Regions from separate parts of the Mus musculus genome. Here region 2 is linked to region 1. Evidence: chromatin loops called from intact Hi-C (ENCODE). Cell type or tissue: heart. All regions are shown on one strand. Each heading gives the region's core, and the rest is flanking DNA. Links, peaks and the distances in the headings are about the cores only.

Evidence for each region. Hi-C counts contacts between places; a loop is a spot of excess contacts. Peaks named below come from ENCODE experiments on the same cell type or tissue, not always from the same donor. Only the 100,000 strongest peaks of a DNase experiment are listed, where the experiment ranks them.
Region 2: it touches region 1 in a loop (2.0-fold over the local background); 2 of 42 quality-filtered maps call a loop at or near these places.

The regions. Positions count from the first base shown.
Region 1 is chr16:32,330,817-32,333,727 of GRCm38, reverse strand. It overlaps Ubxn7 (UBX domain protein 7), which reads right to left and starts at 1,476. Exons shown (of 11, transcript NM_177633.4): 1 at 1,368-1,476. The coding sequence starts at 1,440. In heart, for the core only: no CTCF peak of the experiment used is centred there; DNase peaks (open chromatin) are centred at 927 and 1,517; H3K4me3 peaks cover 2,292 bases; H3K27ac peaks cover 2,241 bases.
Region 2 is chr16:32,418,159-32,421,069 of GRCm38, reverse strand. It overlaps Tctex1d2 (Tctex1 domain containing 2), which reads right to left and starts at 1,368. Exons shown (of 5, transcript NM_025329.4): 1 at 1,143-1,368. The coding sequence starts at 1,261. In heart, for the core only: no CTCF peak of the experiment used is centred there; a DNase peak (open chromatin) is centred at 1,349; H3K4me3 peaks cover 1,722 bases; H3K27ac peaks cover 1,337 bases.

The DNA.
Region 1 (2,911 bases), core at 122-2,621:
CTTTGACATATTTCATGTGACAAGACAGAAAACAACGCATCAGCCACTTAATTATCGTTGCCGAACAAAAAATAAAACTAGCTTCAATTATAAAACTGCAAATAGCATGTATTGGTTAAAATAAAGATCTTACACGTCAGACTCAAGAACACAAACTAGAAAAAAAGAACACAAACTAGAAATATTCTCCGCATCAAACAAATTATTATCAAAGAAAGGATAGTCCTGTTGAGAGGGGGAACTAACTTTCTGACCTCTTTTCAAAATGACAAACTAGAACAGCAAAATCACACTCAGGCACATGGAGTACTGTTCTCTCAAATCACTCCACAGAGAACTTCATCATTTGCTCCGCCCTCTAATAACTCATGCAAAAAAAGTTCAGCACCATCGGAGAGAAACAAGACATAGCGCATTCACAGAATGGCTTAAAGTCTTTCCTCCCGGCGGGTAAGAGAACCTGCGTTTGCCCTTCGTCGGGGTCCGAAGGGAAAGAGAAACCTAGGCCTAAGGTTTCACGGATACTGACACCTAGAAACAGATTTCTCTGCAAGAAGTTTCTGCCGCCATCCCCATTTTATCAGCAAAGACTCGGGCGCCATCGTCTCGATGTTTGGTTTTATTATGAGGAGGTGGGAAAGGCCACCCAGGATTACTTTAGGCCTCACACACACACTAAGCTCAGGGTTCCCCCCCCCCCTATTCCTATGTGAAACCCTCGGTCCCTAAGGTGCCCCTCCGCACCCCTTGTTCCCGGCGGCAAGTCCCCCGGGATGTGTGAAGGCGCAGCAGAACCCACCCGCCTCACCGTTAAAGCGAGACGGCCCTCACACGGCAGGGCCACCGCCAAGGCTCCGGGGGGGCCCAGCGAGGGGAAGGGTAGGCCGGGGCCGAGGGACAGGGACGATGACCTGGCCGGGAAGAGAGGATGGCATGGGGGGAACGGACTGCACCGCCTGGTCCGCGGGCAGCACGATACCGAGAGGAGGTGATGAGGGAGGAAGAGGGCGGTGGCCCGGGTGCGGCCCCCTACTCCTCCGGCCCGCAGGTCCCGGGCCCCTGGCACCGCGGGCTCGGCCCATCCCCTGTACTGGACCGGCTGGGGGCGTGGGGGGCCTGTCTGGGAATAAGGGGAGACCGAATCCAGGGACTGAGGGGCACGCGCGGGGTGGGGGCGGGGGAAACCTGCCTCCCGCCTGAACCGCAGACCCCGGCCGCCGCCGCCGTCGTCGCCTGTGCCTCAGGAGAGGGCAGGAGCTGAGGGGAGAGCCCGAGTGAGGAATGCACCAAGGTGAGGCGAAGCCCGGGACAGCCCCGACAGCCTCCCCGTAGCCGACTCTTCACCTTCCCGTAACCGCGTCTCTTACCGGTGATGGCGGTGAACTGCTGGATTAACCCCTTCAGCGCCGACGACGCCGCGGAGCCCCCGTGGGCAGCCATCTTACCGCCGCCGCCGCCGCCGCGGAACAACAACACAGACACACACGGGGCTCCCTCCCCCACTCCGCGGCGTGCTGTGCGCAGGCGCACTGGCAGGCCCGAAGCTCCGCCCTCTCCCTGTCTGTGCGCGTTTTGCGCAGGCGTACTCTCCGCGAGCCGCCGCTTTGGTTTGAAGCCTGTGCTGCTGGCTGGTAGCTATTCTTTGAAACATTTGGTGCCTTCTCTGAATTCCGGAGATATCCTCCTAAGTACCGCATTGAATCCCAACATCCCAAAGAATCTTCAGACCTGAAATACCAAACTCTTGATGAAACGCTCAGGGTTTCACATAAAGTAGGTATTTTGTTTGGTTTTATGTGACGTTTCTTAAATTCTAAAGTGTAAGTTAATAGCTTAGTAAAAAATGAACCAGTCTATAGTAGACTTTAGTAAATGATTGTTCGCTCTGTTTTTCTTCAACAAATGTCTCAGTATATCTCCCCCCAGGCTCATTCTTACTTTCTAAAGATATTAAATCGGGAGGTTTTTTGGGGGGGGAGTTGTTTTTTATCCTTAAACAAAGATATATGCAGATACAGTAAATAAAATAAAGAGAACACTGGAAAGTGGTCCTGAAAACACCGATAATAGTTACAACTAAAAAAGAACTTGATGAGCCGGGCAGTGGTGGCACATTCCTTTAATCCCAGCACTTGGGAGACTGAGGCAGGCGGATTTCTGAGTTTGAGGCCAGCTTGGTCTACAGAATGACAAGGACAGCCAGGGCTACACAGAAAAACTCTGTCTCGAAAAAAAAACATGATGAAAGGGGCATTAGGAGGGCTGATGAGATGACTCGGCAGTTGAGAGCACTGACTGCTCTTCCCAAGGTCCTCAGTTCAAATCCCAGCAACTACATGGTGGCTCACAACCATCCGTAATGAGGTCTGATGCCCTTTTCTAGAATGTCTGAAGACAGCTACAGTGTACTTACATTTAAATAAATAAATCTTTAAAAAAACAAAAGAAAGAAAAAAGAAAGGGGCATTTAGCTTAGTTTTCATACTTTATTTTTAAATAAGGTAATAGTGTGTAACTTGCACAATTCTAAATACTTATTGCATTGCTGGTGTGTCAACTTGACACAAGCTAGAGTCGTGAGAGAAAAAGGAGCCTCAGGGGAGGAAAAGCCTCCATGAGATCCAGCTGTATTTTCTCAGTGAGTGACCAGTGAAAGTGGGCCCGCCTATGGGCGGTGCCATGCCTGGACTGGTGGTCCCTGCTTTTATAAGCAAGCAGGCTAGCACACCATGGGAAGCAAACCAGTTAACAGCACCCCTCCATGGCCTCTACCTCAGCTCCTGCCTCCAGGTTCCTGCCCTGTTTTTTCAGTGGTTAACAGCAATGTAGAAGTATAAGCCAAATAAACCCTTTCCTCCCCAACTTGCTTTATGGCCAAGGTGTTTCATGACAACAATAGAAATCCTGACCA
Region 2 (2,911 bases), core at 93-2,592, 87 kb before region 1:
TCTCCCCTACCTTGTTTGTTGTTGGGTTGTTTTTTTTTTAAGGATTTACTTATTTTATGTCTATGGGTATTTTGTTTGCATGTGTGACTAAGTACCACATGCAACCTCTGCCCACAGAGGCCAGAAGACAGCATCTGATCTTCATGTGGGTGCTGGGAACTCAACCGCAGGCCTCTGGAGGAGTAGTCAGTGCTGTTAACCACTGAGAAATATCTCCAGCCCTCCACCATGATTTTGAGACAGGGTATCTCACTGGGATTTGCAGATGAAGCCAGGATGGCTAGCCAGGGAGTCCTAGAGTCTTGTTTCTCTATTACTGGGACCAAATTCCCATCACCGGGATTACAGTGTACGACGACTTTTTACAGGGGTGCAGGAATTGAACTCAGGTCTTCATGCTTTCAGAGCAAGCAGTGACAGACTGAGCTATCTCTACAGCCCTTCACCAACCAGTTGCATACCCTGGGGACAAAAAAATCCTCTCTTGGGCGCAGTGAGATGGCTAGCTGGTAAAGGGCCTTGTACCCAAACCTGATACCTGGGTTCAATCTCCAGGATCCACATAGTTCAAGAACAGAACAGAACCAATTCCCCAAAGTTATCCCTTGATCCTAAGTAGCATGCATACACCCAAACACTCAGCCACACCCACAAGCACACGAACCTTTTTTTTTCTTTTGTAAGATGAAGTTAGTGATGTATATGTCCTATAGTCTGAACTGACCGCCCTCTTCTAGCAACCTAAGGTGGCGATCGACGCTATATGAAAAGGGCTTTGTAAAGACACAAGTCGGGTGCCAGAAGTAAGCATATCCTTCCTGGCACAGGTATGCACACAGTAACCATAGGAGTACAGCTTGTAAGCCGCTTGTTTCCAGCTTCTATTTTTCCTGTCCCGCGTGCGCACCCCCTAAAGCCTCCAAGAAGTCAACCACTTCCACAGCGCCAGTTTAGGCTCCCGGTAAGACCTGCTAGTCAGACTGCAGAATTCCGTGATGGAGAAATCACTACGTCGGAATGCATAAACCCGCCCAATCCCTTCCCCAGCCCGGCCCCTCTCCGTGTCTCCTTAGGGAAGCTCACGCATCCAAAAGCCCCGGCCCCATCCCCACATCGCCCTCCGTGCCCTGTCTGCTACGCGCCTTTGCTGGAAAATGGGCCTCAGAATGTAGGTGTTCTCAGGCTCCCCTGAGTTCTTGTCGACCTCACTCAAGCCCTCGGAGTGAGCCGATAAGGACAGGCCGCGGAAGGACACAGCCATATCCCTGCGTCTGGTCCAACAGATCTCTAGAAGGAAGTGTGGTCGGTTGCGGCTCCGAAGATCCCGGCACAGGTCGCTAGGGCAACGGGTCTCACACGTGACGTGTGGTGACCACCGCTGCGCCTGCGCACTGGCTGGAGGCCGTGAGCCCGCTGGGAAATGAGTACCAAACCGAGACCAGGACTTTTTAAGAGAAGTTAGGCAACCGACCACTTGCCACTGAGAGGCAGACCAAACCAGACCTAACTTCCTTTTTTTTTTCTTCCTATTTTTTTGAGACAGGATGCAAATAGCTCAGACTGGCCTCTAATTCCTGCCTCCATCTCCCCAGGTTTGGGATAACAGAGTTATCGGTGCCAAGTTCTATGGGTGCTGGAACTAGAACGCTACTGGGTCACAACTGCACACCGTCCCTTCTGGGTTTGGACAACTTGTGAGTTAAAAGTAGGAAACAAGTAGAATTTATATGTAATTTTGCTTTGTTTCCAGACAGGGTTTCTCTAAATCCTCTTGACTGTCTTGGAACTGACTCTGTAGACCATACTGGTTTCAAACGCCCAGAGAGCCACTTGCCTCTGGCTTCTAAATGCTGAGATTACAGGTGTTGGCCACCAAACAGACCCAGCACACATTTTTGTTTGCTTGTTTTTATTTTACATTTTTGTTATACAATATATTCTTAACATGCTTTCCATCTCTACCCCCTTGTGAGGTTCAAAGGAAACTCTAAACTACAAAAGATAGCCCAAATATCCAGATATAAGCTCAAAGTGGAGTAGAGTATTTCTAGCTGTGAGATAAAAGCCCGCATTGCTCAGGAAATTGTGAGACCAATTCCCTTACCTCTGGTAGAAGGGACATAAGCCTACTCAGGCTTATGTGAAGGTATCAAAACACATGCTGGCTTTCCTGAAAGATAGCCTTGACCACATCCAGTCTCCTGTCTATGTTCTAAGTCTACTTCTTTCCCTCTGTACTCTCGACTATTTCAGATGTCTCTGGCTCTTCTCTTTTTGTTTTTTGTTTTTTTAAAGATTTATTTATTTATTATATGAAAGTACACCGTAGCTGTCCAGAAGAGGGAGTCAGATCTTGTTACAGATGGTTGTGAGCCACCATGTGGTTGCTGGGATTTGAACTCCGGACCTTCGGGAGAGCAGTAGGGTGCTCTTACCCACTGAGCCATCTCACCAGCCTGTTTTTTGTTTTTTTGAGACAGGGTTTCTCTGTGTAGCCCTGGCTGTCCTGGAACTCACTCTATAGACCAGGCTGGCCTCGAACTCAGAAATCTGCCTGCCTCTGCCTCCCAAGTGTTGGGATTAAAAGCGTATGCCATCACCGCCCAGCCTGGGGGTTGGGGGGCGGGGAGGGGGCGGCAAGCCGGGCATGGTAGCACATGCTTTTAACTCCAGCACCATGTAGGCAGGGGCAGGCAGATTTTGAAGTCTGAGACCAGCCAGTTCTCTTTGTTTTTTTGTTTTTTGTTTCCCAAGACAGGGTCTTTCTGCATAGCCCTGGTTGTCCTAGACCTATAGAGCAGAGGGTGTGCCTGTTCTACTGAGGGAGTTTTGTTAGATCCCAAAGAAAACCAAGACCAGTATCTGTGGCTCCTTCTATCACTCTCACCCGGCCCCCACTTTAAACCACTCC